Linked DNA regions of Homo sapiens: region 1 is linked to region 2. A link is an interaction called in ENCODE POLR2A ChIA-PET data of the cell type or tissue named here. Cell type or tissue: IMR-90. All regions are shown on one strand. Each heading gives the region's core, and the rest is flanking DNA. Links, peaks and the distances in the headings are about the cores only.

Region 1 (8,330 bases), core at 29-8,028, 77 kb before region 2:
GGAACCTCCCACTCGGCCCTTGCCCTCCCAGAGGCACATTGCCCAGGGATTCCTTTGTCTCCTTGGGGCCTTGCCAAGTCTGATGTGCCAGTCACCAATCTAGGCCAAGTTCACACTTATCTCTCCACTCCTACCGAGGTGAAAGGGCCCTGGTGAAGAAACAGTCAGGCACACAGCTCTGCTCCCAATCCAAGACACGTGTTCAGCAGAAAGCTCTCTGCTGTACTCTGGTCGCTTGACCCCTGCCCACCCCCAGCACCCTGCCCTGGGAGCTCCAGTGCTTTCTCCAAACCTGACACTTGCCTCCAGCTCCAGTCTGAGCTTCTCCCTCTGCTGACCATGCCCATCTTGTCATGGTTCCTCCCCAGAAGCACAGAAGACTTTCTCATCTCTCAGGACAGCCAGCCCTCCTCTTAGGCATTAGATCCCAAGGGACTTCCCTTCCATGACCATTCCTTCTCTGCATCTGTATCCCAGCCCTTGCTAGAGCCGTGGCCCTTCTGTTCTCTTCATTTCAGGCATGGGCATGGGGGGAAGGCCCTCTGAGCTGCTTCCCTCCTTCCTTCTCAGACAACCTTTGGCTCAAGTCATCTCTACCCATCCCTTTCCTCACACTCTTGCCTTCCTTACCCTCAGGCAATCCGGCCCACACCTCCTCGCATTCCTGGAGCTGCAAGCTCTCAATTGTCAGCAGTAATCTTTGGCCCCATCCAGTAATAATCTTTTCTCACTTTTCATTTCACAATTTGGTAACACCCATCAGCACCTCCACCCCTCGAATGTCACCAATTTTATTTCTATGGCATTGCCCTCATGGGTTTATTCCTACCTGGGTATTTCCCTTCTGCCTCCTTTACTGCTCCTCTTCTAAAAGCAGGAGCAGAATGATCCATCTCCAAGGCTCATATTAATCCTCAGCTTTGTATTTTTCTCTTCATTCTCCTGCTCTGAGATATCCCATTGATCCTCACTGCTGATAGAACAAAGTTCATTATCCCGGCCTTTAAGGCCATTATCATTGCACATGACCCTGCCAGCCAGCTCTACCTCCCACTTTTCCCTTCTACTCCAGCCAGGCTGCTTGTCTCCAGCCTGGACCACAGATGTGAATGTTTTTGTCAACTCCAAGGCTCTACCTGGGCCACGTCCCTTCTACTTCCCTCCTCTCTACTCAAATCCTACTCCCGTTCCAAAGTCTAGCTAAACTCTCATCTTTTCCCCACTTGAATTATTAATGCACAGAAAACAGAGAAGGTGTCTCATACTCTTGCATATCCCATCAGTTTATGGTATACATATGGAAGCCAAACGTATAAAAACTCGTTCAGCCAAACATACACAAACTCATTTAGTACATATCTACTTAATCTATGCATCCTTTTGTCTTGACCATCACAGCAACAAGCACAATGTGATACAATTCTGTTCAATTATTGCTTACTTTGCAAACATTGGTAATTATAGTGTCTATTGTCATACATTATGGTTTTTATCTCATCGATTTAGGTGTACGAATTTCATACTAAATAGACCCATTTGTTTCCTGCTACTTGTTGGCAGGGATTGGGGTAAAGTGTCACAGCTCGTAGCAGTGTTTCACACTTGGCCTGAAGCAAACGACTTACGCTGTGGTTTATCTGAGATGACATTAGGCGGGCTTTGCCTTTTTTTTTTTTTTTTTTTTTTTTGAGATGGAGTTTTGCTCTTATCGCCCAGGCTAGAGTGCAATGGCGTGATCTCGGCTAACTGCAACCTCGGCCTCCTGGGTTCAAGCAGTTCTCCAGCCTCAGCCTCCTGAGTAGCTGGGATTACAGGTGCCCGCCACCACACCCGGCTAATTTTCATAATTTTAGTAGAGATGGGGTTTTGCCATGTTGGCCAGGCTGGTCTGGAACTCCTGACCTCAAGTGATCTGCCCACCTCGGCCTCCCAGAGGACTGAGATTACAGGCATGAGCCACCACACCCGGGGTTATCTAGAGCTTTCCATTATGCATAGCTAAGCCTACTCTTACCTGTCACACCTATCCAAGAGTCAAAACTTATCATTCAGTTCATAACTTCTAGAAACTTCAAACCAAAATCCTGCCAATATCTGTGTATGCTGCTCTGCTCCAAAAGACCATGTATGTGCCAATTCCCGTCTTTGTAAATGAAATGAATCCACGGCTCTTTTTAACAGAACAGGTTAAAATTGTACTTTTGTCATTCCCCATCTCTATTCTTCTTTTGTGAGTTTCTCCATTCAGATGAACAGGAGGCTGAGCAGTGCCATGGAACCTGCAGGCAACGTGGAGTAAGAGAAGCCCAAGTTGACACTCATCTCTGCCCTTTGTCAGCCATGTGACCCTGAGTAAATGACATCTTGTGTTCAAAACGTGGGGTAATTTCCATTTTAATCATCAAAACCCCACTGGGAGCTGGGCACAGTGACTCACGCCTCTAATCCCAGCACTTTGGAAGGCTGAGGCGGGCAGATCACTTGAGGTCAGGAGTTTGAAAGCAGCCTGACCAACATAGTGAAACCCTGTCTCTACTAAAAATACAAAAATTAGCCAGGTGTGGTGGTGTGTGCCTGTAATCCCAGCTACTCGAGAGGCTGAGGCAGGAGACTCATTTGAACCCAGGAGGCAGAGGTTGCAGTGAGCCAAGATCACATCACTGCACCCCAGCCTGGGTGACAGAGTAAGACTCTATCTAAAACAAAACAAAACAAACAAACAAAAAACCCTGTTGGGGTTACTGTGAGAATTAAGTGATAGGAATATGTTTTCAAAAGCCTAGCCAGGGTCTGATGTGTGGTGGGGGTTCAATAAATGCTTAGGACATCTAAAATAAAAAGAATATTGAAGCAGAGCATTGTGGCTCATACCTGTAATCCCAGCACTTTGGGAGGCTGAGGTGGAAGGATCACTTGAGCCTGGGAGTTCAAGGCTGCAGTGAGCCATGATCGCACCATTGCACACTGGCCTGGGCAATAGAGTGAGACACTGTCTCAAAATTAAAAAAAAAAAAAGACCACAGAACATACACCTCCCAAGTGACTAATTTCTAATCAAATAATTAACAATTTCCTTTTTTAGGCAGAGAGAATTGTGCCCCTCACACATGTCAGGGTCTTTTGTACATCTGGATACTGAGGCTGTTAGCCTTGCAACCTGAGGGCCATGAGGTCCAGCTCTCTCATAGGCAGTAAAGACTCATGGAGAGCTCAAGACAAGAGCCATCATTTGGTACAAGTTCAAGAGTGTGGAAGATCACCTGCAAAGATGACCACCAATCATCCTCTCAACGTCGTGCACATGTGAGCGAGCATGCCATGCGAGAGACAGACTCGTTCCCCTCCACTTGCATCTCGCTTTGACCAGTAGAACACAGTAGAGTCTCATCGTGTGACTTACAGGTCTAGGTAAGAGGCCTTGCTAGTTCTCTTTTCTCTCTGAGAAACCAGCCACCAAGTAAAAAGCTTAGGCTAGATTACTTACCAAATGATGACAGAATGCCTGGAGACAGGTCACACGGAGGAGAACCAAGGTATCCCACTGACAGCCAACACTCGACCCCAGACCATGACAGACCCTCCCCCAGCCAACTCTCAGATCGACAAACAAGTGGCTCCAGCTCACAGCAGGAGAAGCAGAGCCTCCTACCTGATCACAGAAGTATGAGAAGTAACAAAGCATTGTTGTTTTAAGTCCCTAAGCTTGGGGATGGCTTGTTACACAGCTTGTTACACTGATACAAAAGAGAGTGTTACCCCCCATGGTTCTCAGACACAGGACACAGGATCCACCATGTCAATGCCTCCCTCCAGGAGACACCCAAGCCTCGACCACAATCAGGGAAGATGCCTACCTGTATTTTCAGCTTCTGCTTGAAGATGCTTACTTAGCCCTGGGTACCCATCCTCTTTGAGCTAACTGCTTTAGGCTCTCCTTTGAGCTTGTTTTTATTATTAGTTTCTATCTTGTATATTAACTTTAAAAGAGCAAAGAAGAAATAACTTGCAGGGAAGAGCCATGAAGATAACCCAAGCCCGAACAGAGGAGCCTGGATGGATTTCCTCACCATTAATTGGCTCTGCCAATTCACTATAGTTAAATTCCCATTTTCCACTCCTAAGTGAATTTCTTATTACTAAACTCTGTAGTAAAAATAATAATAGCTCACATTTATTGCATTCTTAACATGTGTAAGGCACTGTGCCAAGCGTTTCAGAAGTATGGTTTCATTTAATTTTTTAAACAACTAAATGAAGCACATCCGATTCATTCATTTATCAAATATTAATCAGCCGGGCACCGTTCCAGGTACTGAAGATACATAAATAAACAACATTGACAGAGACCCTGCTCTCGTGGCGCTTGCATTCCATGTTGGAGACAGGCAGGAAATGCATAGTGTGTAGGAAGGTGAGAAATTCAAACGACAGAAGACATACAGGAGAATAAGAGCCTTCCAAATCAGGTGACATTTGAGCAGGGAGTGAGGGTGTCAGCCTTGGGGATGGATATATGGGAAGAACACTCCAGGCAAGTACCATTTCCTGAGCCAGGAACACTCTTACTGTGTTCTAGGAGCAGCAAAGAGGTCCAAATGGCTGGATCAAGAATGTTTAGTGGTGAGGCCAGACAGGTACCAAGGAGCCGGATTAAGGAGGGCCCCCTATGCCACGGTAAGGACTCTGGCTTTATTCAGAATGAGCTGGGAAGGCACGGGAGACTTTCCATCTCACCTTTTTAAAAAATTACTCTGGGCCAGTGGCGGTGGCTCATGCCTGTACTTCCAGCACTTTGGGAGGCCAAGACTGTTGATTGCTTGAGCTCAGGAGTTTGAGACCAGCCTGGGCAACATGGTGAGACCCCATCTCTATAAAAAATACAAAAAAAAATTAGCCGGGCTTGGTGGCGCATGCCTGTGGTCCCAGCTACTGGGGAGGCTGAGGCGGGAGGATTGCTTGAGCCCAGGAGGTTGAGGCCACGGTGAGCCGAGATCGAGCCACTGCACTCCAGCTTGGGTGACAGAGTGAGAGACTGTCTCAAAAATAAATAAATAAATAAAAATAAAATCACTCCGGCTACTGTATAGCGGGGAAGGGAGACCTCTTCAGAGACTAATGCAATAATCAAAGTGAAATACAAGGGTGACTTGGACCAACGTGGTAGCCCAGGAAGTAGGGAGAAGCTGCAAACTTCCTGAAATCTCTGGAAGGCAGGGCTGCCCAGATTTGCGGTGTTTGGGATATGGAGGTAGGAGAGAGAGAGAGCTCTATTGTGTTAGCATCTTTATGCCCGTTTTACAAATTTGTAAGTGAAAGGCAGAGTAACTTGCCCAAGAGGATACAGCCAATAAATGCAGAGCCACATCTCAAATCAGGATTGGTTTGATCCAAGAGCTCATCCTCTTCCCCACACTGCCCTACTGCCTCATGTTTAAAACCCCTAAGCCGCCTAAGTTGGAAATTCCATGGGTCAAACTGTCCCAATTCTACTCTGCCCTCTCCACACATAAGATAGAAATAAGCCAAATCCCTGTGTCATTCAGCAGATTGCTGAAGTAGTGCCATGCCCCTGTGACTTGAATGACCTCTCCTCTGCACGGGAAATACAAGACCCAAAGCCATACTGAGGGATGCGGACAAGCGCTTGGCCCAGCCACAGCAGGCTGCACCAATTACCAGGGATTGCCTAAAATCTGGGCAAAGGCTTTTCTCTCTGGCTAGGCTGCCAAACAATTCCTCGTATCTGATTACCTAAAGAGAGCAGAATAACAATTCATAAAACCATCACAGAGGAGACTTAAGAAACAGCTCGTTTTTAAGTGTTAAAGTGGCCTTATCATAACCTGCCACTCAGTAATATTAAATTTGATATTGGAAATGAAGTTTTCCACTAACAATTTCCACGAATGGAAGAGCTCTGATTCTCTTATTCTGCCTGGAATTTTTCTTGCTGGGGAGCTTTCGCAATGTGATGCAGCAGTAATACAAGTGTGTGTGCGCGGCTGCTTTTTAGAAGAGGTGTGTGTGTACAAAGGCCTTTGCACACGAAAAAAGTCCCGGTCATGACCCTGATGCACTAGGTTTGGAATTTTTTTTTTTATTCGTGTAAAGCCTCATTAACATTCTCCAACATAAAATATTTTTAGTAAGAGCCAAGTTCCCTTCCCCCACTTTCAAATTTCCTGTCACCAAAGTTGAAAACAAAAGGGCCTTCTATGAATCTCTCTCCCTTGCTTTCTTTCCCTCTCCTTCCTCTCTCTCTCCTCTTTCCAAAGCAGAGGACTCCAAAATTTTCAGCTGCAAAGCCTTGGAGACCCCAGAGATTCAACTGTTAAGAATACCAATTTCCGACTGAGGACTCACATGCAAAGGGAGTGAAGGATAACTGACATCACAATTTATTGCCCCCAAAACAACTTTCTCAACTCCAAGCAAAACCATAATTATGGGTGAGAAAGACACTCCCTGTTAACTGGCTGTGAAAGAGTGATTTACAATGCATTCTTCCTCACAGTGGAAGGCCTCTTGGCAGTCACAAATACAGGTTTTGTGTATTCAGAAGCAAAGCTCAGAGGAGCAGAAGAGAGTAAAAAGGACATTCTGCACGGGAAGTGTGCCCCTTTCCACCGCATTTATCCCATAAAGTCCCAGCACTAAGAGCTCTTGGAAAATTCCCCATTAGGAAAACAAACTTGCACCATGATCAGGACAAAGACTGACCCCTTTTTTTTTTCTTTCTTTCTTTTTTTTTCTCTTAAGTAGTTTCCTATCTATTGAAATCTGCTAGTTGGTTTATAGTTTATGGGAAGACAGCAGTGGCACAAATGAGGAAAATGCTAATACAATTTTAAGTTATAGAACCACATGGACCAGCCCAGCTCGGTGGCTCACGCCTGTAATCCCAGCATTTTGGGAGGCCGTGGTGGGCAGATCACCTGAGGTCAGGAGTTTGAGACCAGCCTGGCCAACATGATGAAATCCTGCCTCTACTAAAAATACAAAAACTAGCCAGGTGTGGAAGTGCATGCCTGTAATCCCAGAGACTCGGGAGGCTGAGGTGGGAGAATCGCTTGAACCCAGAAGGTGGAGGTTGCAGTGAGCCAAGATTGTGCCATTGCACTCCAGCCTGGGCAACAGAGCAAGACTCTGTCTCAAAATAAATAAATAAATAAATAGAACAACATAGACCTAACCTTGCCAGAGATAGACAATTTAAAGTGGTATTAAATTCTTGTATCTGAGAGAACTATCAAGCGTTAAACCTAAAACAGCACTGTAAGATAAGCAGGCGTCTAAGAGTATGCTTTCCTAACATGACCAGGAAGAGAGGCTCAATAGAGACATGGCAGGAGACTTTAGAAAATGAAAAAGGCAGGAGAAAGTAAAGGAGTCCAAAGAAAGGAGAACCAAGCCCAGGGACCGGAGCTTCAGAGGAACCGCCTAGAAAGAAACTGCCTTCCAGCAGGAAGCCTTCTTTCCTAGAATCCCCGCCCAAGGCAGCATATTTCCAGAAGGTACTGGGTCAAGAACCCAGTGAGCTTCCCCCCAAACCTTAAGAGCTTCTTACATATGTATCTTAATATTTCCAATCAAAGCAGGTGCCCCCAGTGCAGAAGCACAGCATTCCATTTCCTTCTAAGACAGACATGATCTCCAGATAGACTCCGCCTTTGCAAATTCCTTCCAGAGCATTGGGAATTAGTCCATTTTGTGACTATTGGGAAACGGTCCTATATTAAGGGAGAAATGGGTATGGATTACAATTTTCTGCCCTGAGTTGTCTTTAGGAGGCATGAATGGGTATACCCAGAGAGGAGGAAAAGGATGGGATTTAGAACAAAATGAAACTTAGGATTCAAACACAGTCTGTCTTTGAGCAAGAAACTTAAACCCTGAGCCTTATCTGTTCCATAGGGTTGAAATAATTATATTGAGGACCTGCTGTGGATATGACATGAGGTGCCTGGCGCCAGATCACCACTAAGTTGGTGTTCAGTGCCAGGGAGGTGGGTGTGGGCCCCCTCCTATGCTGCAATACCAGAGTTAATTGCCCTAAACTCAGACACGTGACTCCGCAGTAAACAGAGCTAAGGAGTGGTTGGCTATGTTGGCTGTGCTGAGGCTTAGAATGAGAAGAAAATAAACTATGGAAAAGAAATAGATGGTCCCGTGTCAAGAAGATCTGATTAAACAGGAGAAAAGGAGGGTGACAGCAACTCTCAGCCCATCAGCACCCCAACCAGAGCCTTGGATCATGGAGAGGGCTGTCAGGCGCAGGACAGGATGCCCAGTGACCTTTGAATTTCTAGTGAGCAAGGAATAATTATTCT
Region 2 (8,330 bases), core at 17-8,016:
TATTGTGTCATGGCCCTTGAAGGAAAACAGCAAATAAAAAGAAATACTCTCACACCACCTAAAACAAATTTACATGATGTTAAGAATGTTGGGCCAGGTACGGTGGCTCACACCTGTAATCCCAGCACTTTGGGAGGCAAGGCGGGTGGATCACGACGTCAGGAGATCAAGACCATCCTGGCTAAAACGATGAAATCCCATCTCTATAAAAAAATACAAAAAATTAGCCAAGCGTGGTGGTGGGCACCTGTAGTCCCAGCTACTCGGGAGGCTGAGGCCGGAGAATGGCGTGAACCCAGGAGGCGGAGCTTGCAGTGAGCCGAGATCGCGCCACTGCACTCCAGTCTGGGCAACAAGAGCGAGACTCTGTCTCAAAAAAAAAAAAAAGAATGTTGAGCTTGACAAATTTTAACCCTGGGATTTAGAAACTTGAATATATTTGAATTAATTTTACAGTAGAAGGGGAAAAATAAAAAAATGGAATGAGGAAGCTTTATAAGAAAAAGATACCAATTTTAAAGCTGTTCTATTTAGCAAAAGAAGTGATGGAATACTAACAACCCATAAAAAGTGGATGGATCATCCAGGTCCTTGGGAAAGCAGAGATGAGACATTTATTAGCTGAACAGTACACAGCAGCCTTAGATGAGACCACGGGGTGGGTGACAAATGGCCTCCCTTCTGAAAGACTCTCCTCTTTTTTCCCAGGAGAATACCCAAAGTAAAACGTACGCCTTGGGCATCTGAAAAGATGGTGAAATGTAAAGCCTCCTACTACGGCTTTAATCACGTAAAGCTCCCAAAATAAAACCTAAAGGGGAAAAACACAAGTCAAGCAACTTAACATTCAGCCTATGTTTAAGAAATAAAACCAAATAAAATAAGAAGTAAAACTCCATACTCCAAGGTGTGCATCTGGGACAATCTATATTGTGAAAGCCAGACTGTAATGGAAACTGCAAATGTCATTAGCTGCAGAGCTGCCAGCAGACCCTGCCACAGCAATGGCCATGCAGCCACACCCCACCAAGGGTCCCCGGAGGGCCCATTGATGGGATTCTCACAAGACACTGTACCCTTGATTGGACTAACTATGAATAGTTATTCCCTTCAAAGAAGAGGAGAGTTTAAGAAAAGAGGGTTCTGCTCCTTGACTTATGACAGAATCTTTTCTATATTGGAGAAGGAGAGCAAGAGCACACTGCCATGGTGGTCACCCTGGATGGCCTCCAATAACCTACTTCTTTTCATAGTCACCACCTTGTGTAGATCCCTCCCACACTGACTCTGGGCTTGGCCACATGACTTGCCTTGGCCAGTGAAACTTGGCAAGAATGACACAAGCAGAGGCTTATCCTTCTGGAATGCTTGTTTTTAGAGGCCTGGGCCACCAAGTGAAGAGGTCTCTCTATCCTACTGGTAAGTCCACGTGGAGTGACAAACACATAACAGCAACCAGCTCTTCCAGCATCCCGGAGGCGGCACCAGACATTTGTTGAGTGAAACCCGTGGAACAGAATAGCTACTCAGCTGTGCTCAGCCCAGATAGCAGAGGTGGGGGAAATCATAATTTGTGATTGTTAAGCTACTTTGTTTGGGGTAGTGTATGATGCAGCAATCAATAACAGGTTTTGTATTTACCAATGAGAGGACTTCTTGTCAAATGCTTTGACTGTGGAGATCAGTTGGACTTTAGTGCAAAACTCATAACCACTATTGACTAGGAGTGTGATTTGGGGTTGTTTATTTAACCTCTCTTCATCTTTTTCATGATAAAGTGGGTTCCTGTTGGTTGCTCCACCACCTTAGCATTTATGCTTTTCCCTTCTAGGGATGCCAGTTGCACCATAGCTCCAGAAGTTGGACCAAGGAACCTTAGAAAAGCCATTAGTGTGTTCTATCACCTGGCCACACACACATACACACACACATGCACAATGGTTTAGGGCTAGTCTTTTATTTATTATTATTATTATTATTATATATTTTTTGAGACAGAGTTTTGCTCTTGTTGCTCAAGCTGGAGTGCAATGGTGCCATCTCAGCTCACCGCAGCCTCCACCTCACGGGTTCAAGCAATTCTCCTGCCTCAGCCTCCTGAGTAGCTGGGATTACAGGCATGCACCATCAAGCCAAGCTAATTTTGTATTTTTAGTAGAGACAGGGTTTCTTCATGTTGGTCAAGCTGGTCTTGAACCCCCGACCTCAGGTGATCCGCCCGCCTCGGCCTCCCAAAGTGCTGGGATTACAGGTGTGAGCCACTGCACCCAGCCATGGCTAGTCTTATGACCTAACCCAGTCTGATCAGAATGAATCTCAGGACTTCAGCTGAAACTGTGAAAGATATTTCTTATTCTAGAAGCCAGCCTGAGGATGAAACCAACACACACTGCAGGGAATATTCAATAGAAAGAAATCAAAGGAAAAAGAATTTGAACCCAGATCCAAATGCTCCTAAGTGAGGATCTACCTTGAACTTTTTCAGCTATGTGAGCCAACAAATTGTCTTTATTGTTTAAATTAGTTCAAGAGTTATTACCTACAACCTAAAGTATCTGAACTGAGATAACTGGTCGCCTACTGTTTTAACTGCCACACACCCCTTTCTTCTTCTGGAAACACTACTTCCCTTCTTTGGGGGAACTGTTCCTCCCCCCACCACCACACACACGCGCACACACATACACAGTTCTAAAGGAGGCTGCAAATTAAAGCCGGCCCCAACATCCCTTCTCAACCCACAGGGGAAAATATAAGGCCCAACAGACATATCAGAGCCTTTCCCTGCATTTTAGGGACTGAAGGAAGACAGATGATCCCTCTCTGGTAGTGAAACCAAGAGCCGCCTACAGCCCTACTTCCAGCTTTGTGATAAAAGCCAACTGAGAGACTGAGAGGAGAATCCTAGAACATTTAAAACCCTGGTTCCAAGTGATCTTGAGGCCATCTGCCACCTTGAACCTTCGGTGAACTGGCTGTGTGCACCAGTGAATCCCCCCACTTCTCATCCCTGCATCTTTCTTGGGTGGGTTTCTTCCCTTTCTTTGACCAGGAGTCCTGATCCTACCTTTCTGACCTGAAGCAGACACCCAGAAGCTTCCCAAAGACAAGTCACAGAACCCTCTAGGCTGCCTTGTGCTCATCTTTGAAGTGAAGGGGTTGGGCTAGGCACAGTGGCTCACACCTGTAATTCCAACACTCTGGGAGGCCAAGGCAGGGGGATCACCTGAGGTCAGGAGTTCAAGATCAGCCTGGCCAACATAGAGAAACCCTGTCTCTACTAAAAATACAAAAAATTAGCTGGGTGTGGTGGCATGCACCTGTAATCCCAGTTACTCGGGAGGCTGAGGCAGGAGAATCACTTGAACCCAGGAGGCAGAGGTTGCAGTGAGCTGAGATTGCACCACTGCACTCCAGCCTGGGCAACAAGAATGAAACTCCATGTCAAAAAAATAAAAAATAAAGTGAAGAGGTTGGATGAAACTTTGTCTGGAGTGCCCCTTGGCTTTATTCTGGGCCTGAAGCCCTCCCAGACTGCTGCTATGGTTTGAGTATTTATGTCCCCCTGAAATTCATATGTTGAAATCTTAACCCCCAAGGTGATGGTACTGGGAGGTAAGACCTTTGGGAGGTGATTAGGTCAGGAGGGTAGTACCCTCATGAATGGAATTATTGCCCTCATAAAAGAGACCCAAGGGAACCCATTCATTTCTTCTGTCATGTGAGGACACAGCAAGGTACCATCTATGAACAAGGAAATAGTCCCTTACCAGACACTAAATCTACCAGCACCTTGATCTTGGAATTCTCAGCCTCCAGAACTATGAGAAATAAATTTCTATTATTTATAGGCAGTTTATGATATTTTGTTATAGCAGCCTGAATGAAGTAAGACAAGCCCCTGTAGTCTCCAGCAAGAATGACAACAGCACCCACTTTGTCTACATATAACTTTGCACACCTTTCTCTTCTTCTTATCATGCCCCATTTTTGTTAAAGATTGATTCATAAAGTTAACATCAGCTATCAGCACATGCCTAACAATATCAACAGCTTCCATTTATTGGGTGCCTACTTGGTGCCAAGTTAGGTGTTTCATATATTGTTTCCAATCCTTACAACCCACATGTACCAAATGGTAGTAAAAATAGAGGCGAATTTTCAATATCATACTGAATGGGAAAAAGCTGGAAGCATTCTCCTTGAAAACCAGCACAATACAAGGATGCCCTCTCTCACCACTCCCATTCAACATAGTACTGAAAGTTCTGGCCAGGGCAATGAGCCAAGAAAAAGAAATAAACGATATTCGAATAGGAAGAGAGGAGGTCCAATTGTCTCTGTTTGCAGATGACATTATCCTATATCTAGAAAACCCCATTGTCTCAGCTCAAAAGCTTAAGCTAATAAGCAACTTTGGCAATATCTCAGGATACAAAATCAATGTGCAAAACTCACAAGCATTCCTATACGCCAACAATAGACAAGCAGAGTCAAATCATGAATAAACTCCTATTCACAATTGATACAAAGAGAACAGAATAAATAGGAATACAGTTAACAAGGGATGTGAAGGACTTCAAGGAGAACTACAAACCACTGCTCAAGGAAATCAGAGAGGACACCAACAAATGGAAAAACATTCCATGCTCAAGGATAGGAAGAATCAATATCATGAAAATGGCCATACTGCCCAAAATAATTTATAGATTCAATGCTATTCCCATTAAACTACCATTGACATTCTTCACTGAATTAGAAAAAACTACTTTAAAATTCATATGGAACCAAAAACGAGCCTGTATAGCCAAGACAATCCTAAGCAAAAAGAACAAAACTAAAGACATCACACTACCCTACTTCAAACTATACTACAAGGCTACAGTAACCAAAACAGCAGGGTACTGGTACAAAAACAGATAAGCAGACCAATGGAACAGAATAAAGATCTTAGAAATAATATCACATACTACAAACAACTGATCTTCAACAAGCCTGACAAAAACAAGCAATGGGGAAAGGATTCCCTGTTAGGAAATGGTGCTGGGAGAACTGGCTAGCCATATGCAGAAAATTGAAACCGGACCCCTTCCTTACGCCTTATACAAAAATTAACTCAAGATGGCTTAAAGACTTAAATGTAAAACCCAAAACTATAAAAACCCTAGAATAAAATCTAGGCAATACCATTCAGGATGTAGGCACAGGCAAAGATTTCATGAGGAAAATGTCAAAAGCAATTGCAACAAAAGCAAAAATTGACAAATGGGATCTAATTAAACTAAAGAGCTTCTGCACAGCAAACTAAACTATCATCAGAGTGAACAGACAACCTACAGAATGGGAGAAATTTTTGCAATCTATCCATCTGACAAAGGTCTAATACCCAGAATTTAGAAGGAACTTAAATTCACAAGAAAAAAACAACCCCATTAAAAAGTGGGCAAAGGGCTGGGCGTGGTGGCTCAGGCCTGTAATCCCAGCACTTTGGGAGGCTGAGGCAGGCAGATCACCTGAGGTCAGGAGTCCAAGACCAGCCTGGCCAACATGGTGAAACCCCATCTCTACAAAAATACAAAAATTAGCTGGGCAAGGTGGCGGGTGGCTGTAATCCCTGCTACTCAGTAGGCTGAGGCTGGAGAATCGCTTGAACCCAAGAGGCAGAAGTTGCAGTGAGCGAAGATCACACCATTGCACTCCAGCCACCTGGGCGACAGAGCAAGACTTCATCTCAAAAAAAAAAAAAAAGTGGGCGAAGGACATGAACAGACACTTCTCAAAAGACGACATGTATGTGGCCAAAAACCATGAAAAAAAGCTCAACATCACTGGTCATTAGACGGATGCAAATCAAAACCACAATGAGGACCCTCTCGTGCCAGCCAGTCAGAATGACGATTATTAAACAGTCAAGAAACAACAGATGCTGGTGAGGCTGTGGAAAAATAGGAACACTTTTACACTATTGGTGGGAATGCAAATTAGTTCAACAATTCTGGAAGACAGTGTGGCAATTCCTCAAAGACCTAGAGCCAGAAATACCATTTGACCCAGCAATTATTATAAGTGAGAACCTGCAGTGTTTGGTTCCCATTACTGGTATTTCTATTATTGGATAATACACCCAAACGAATATAAATCATTCTACTATAAAGACATATGCATGTGTATGTTCATTGCAGCACTATTCACAATAGCAAACACATGGAATCAACCCAAATGTTCATCAATGATAGACTGGATAAAGAAAATGTGGTACATATACACCATGGAATACTATGCAGCCATAAAGAGAAATGAGATCATGTCCTTTGCAGGGACATGGTTGGAGCTTGAAGCCATCACCCACAGAAAACTAACACAGGAACAGAAAACCAAACACCACAGGTTCTCAGTTATAAGCGGGAGCTGAACAATCAGAGCACAGGGACACAGGGAGGGGAACAACACACACTGGGGCCTGTGGGTGAGGAGCTAGGGGAGGGAAAGCTTCAAGATAAATAGTTAATGCATGCTGGGCTTAATACCTAAGTATTAAACCTGCACATCCTGCACATATACCCTGGAACTTTAAATTAAATTAAATAATAATAAAGGCAAATTTTGAGCCAACCCCTCCCTTTTCAGTCCTCCAGATCCTTGCCTCTGCTTTCCAGTAGTCCTCCTCTCCAGACATCTCTGAGAATCTCATGTTGTGCTTCCTAAGGCCATTATGGTAAGAATTTGTTCATAGTTCCACCAATGTGAGGTTCTCAATCCTTCTCCTCTTGTGTCTTTCTTTGATTCCTCAAAAGCGGAGGGAGCCCAAACTGGAAACTACTTGCAATGCTCATCAGCAATAGAATGTATGAAAATGTTGTGGGATATTTACTCAATGGAATCCCATGCTGCAATGAGAGTGAATGAATGACACCTACCCACAGCCATATTTGCAAAAGAAGTAAAGTACAGGAATGATTCCACTTATATAAAGAGCAAAATCTGGTAAAATGTACCCAAGGCTTTTTAGATGTCAAGATAGGGGCGACCTTGGGGAGGAATGACAGGGAGGAGGCAAAAGTAGTACTTCTGGGGTGCTGGTCACATTTTGATACTTAACCCTGGTCAGGGATTAGGTTCAGTTTATAAATGTTTATTGAACTGGACACTTAGGGCTTGTGAGTTTTCCTGTTCTTTCTCATACTCCAATACAGAAGTCTTAAAATGAATATAGGAGATGTGCTATCCCAATGTCCGGGCTGCAGTGCTTGGCTGCTGCTATCCTGAGTTCTTCTCCAGGCCCACCAGTGTCAGAACCTACAGAGCTTTCATTGCAGGGCCAACACTGCATTTGGGGGACCTATTTACCTATGACACAGCGGTCCTGGTATCCTGTGCCATCTCTGCTGCTGCTGCTTTCTGGAAGCCTCACGTTCCATGCTGCTTATCTCCTGGACTTATCTCTCTCCATCCGATACGGAGAAGCCCTTTGTTTTTTTTTTTTTTTTGAGACGGAGTCTCGCTCTGTTGCCCAGGCTGGAGTGTGGTGGCGCGATCTCGGCTCACTGCAAGCTCCACCTCCCAGGTTCACACCATTCTCCTGCCTCAGCCTCCCAAGTAGCTGGGACTACAGGTGCCTGCCACCACGCCTGGCTAATTTTTTTTTTTTTTTTTTTTTTTGTATTTTTAGTAGAGATGGGGTTTCACTGTGTAAGCCAGGATGGTCTCGATCTCCTGACCTCGTGATCCGCCCATCTCAGCCTCCCAAAGTGCTGGGATTACAGGTGTGAGCCACCACACCAGGCTAGAGAAGCCCTTTTTATCTCAGGGGCCCAGCTCTTTTGATACAAGGGTTGGGTGAGGGTGAGGCACCTCTCATGCTACTGTAACTTCAGTTTTACTGCCCAACTCGCTGAGAAAGTCTTCCCCAGGAGAGTTTATTATATTTCCAGTAATAAAGAACTCTGTTTTCATCACGCTTCTCCTGCCTGGGATGTGTTAGCACTCTGGCAGGCAGTTAGTTCAATGAGGGCCATATGGTATTATGGTTAGGAGCATGGCTCTGGATCACTGCCCCCTCAGTCCTCGCTCTGCCACTTCCTGGCTGTGGGTAAGTTCGTTAAATTCTCTGTGTCTAAGTTTCCTAATTCAAAAGAAAAAGGCCTTCTTTATAGGGATTGGAAAGATTGAGAGTATATTACATGTTAATTGCTTAGAACAGAGTCTGGCATATGGTTAAGGTTTCAACTAAGCTTAGCAACAGTGATTACTTGTCCCTACCTGTAACCTGCTTTTATCTCTTGTCCTGCCCTGAAGCCCATTAGCCATGTCTGTTCACTCCTGAACCCTGG

What was found. Peaks named below come from ENCODE experiments on the same cell type or tissue, not always from the same donor. Only the 100,000 strongest peaks of a DNase experiment are listed, where the experiment ranks them.
Region 1: POLR2A ChIA-PET joins it to region 2 with 7 read pairs; 2 of 35 experiments call an interaction of 5 or more read pairs at or near these places.

What each region holds. Positions count from the first base shown.
Region 1 is chr6:14,818,609-14,826,938 of GRCh38, forward strand. No RefSeq gene overlaps it. Among named protein-coding and RNA genes, the nearest start is that of JARID2-DT, 420 kb to the right of the region's middle. RefSeq lists a silencer at 430-724 and enhancers at 2,239-2,318, 3,466-3,967, 4,338-5,125, 5,913-6,699. In IMR-90, for the core only: no CTCF peak of the experiment used is centred there; a DNase peak (open chromatin) is centred at 4,323.
Region 2 is chr6:14,895,347-14,903,676 of GRCh38, forward strand. The region is part of intron 2 of LOC105374945 (a long non-coding RNA gene); the gene reads right to left. Among named protein-coding and RNA genes, the nearest start is that of JARID2-DT, 350 kb to the right of the region's middle. In IMR-90, for the core only: no CTCF peak of the experiment used is centred there; no DNase peak of the experiment used is centred there.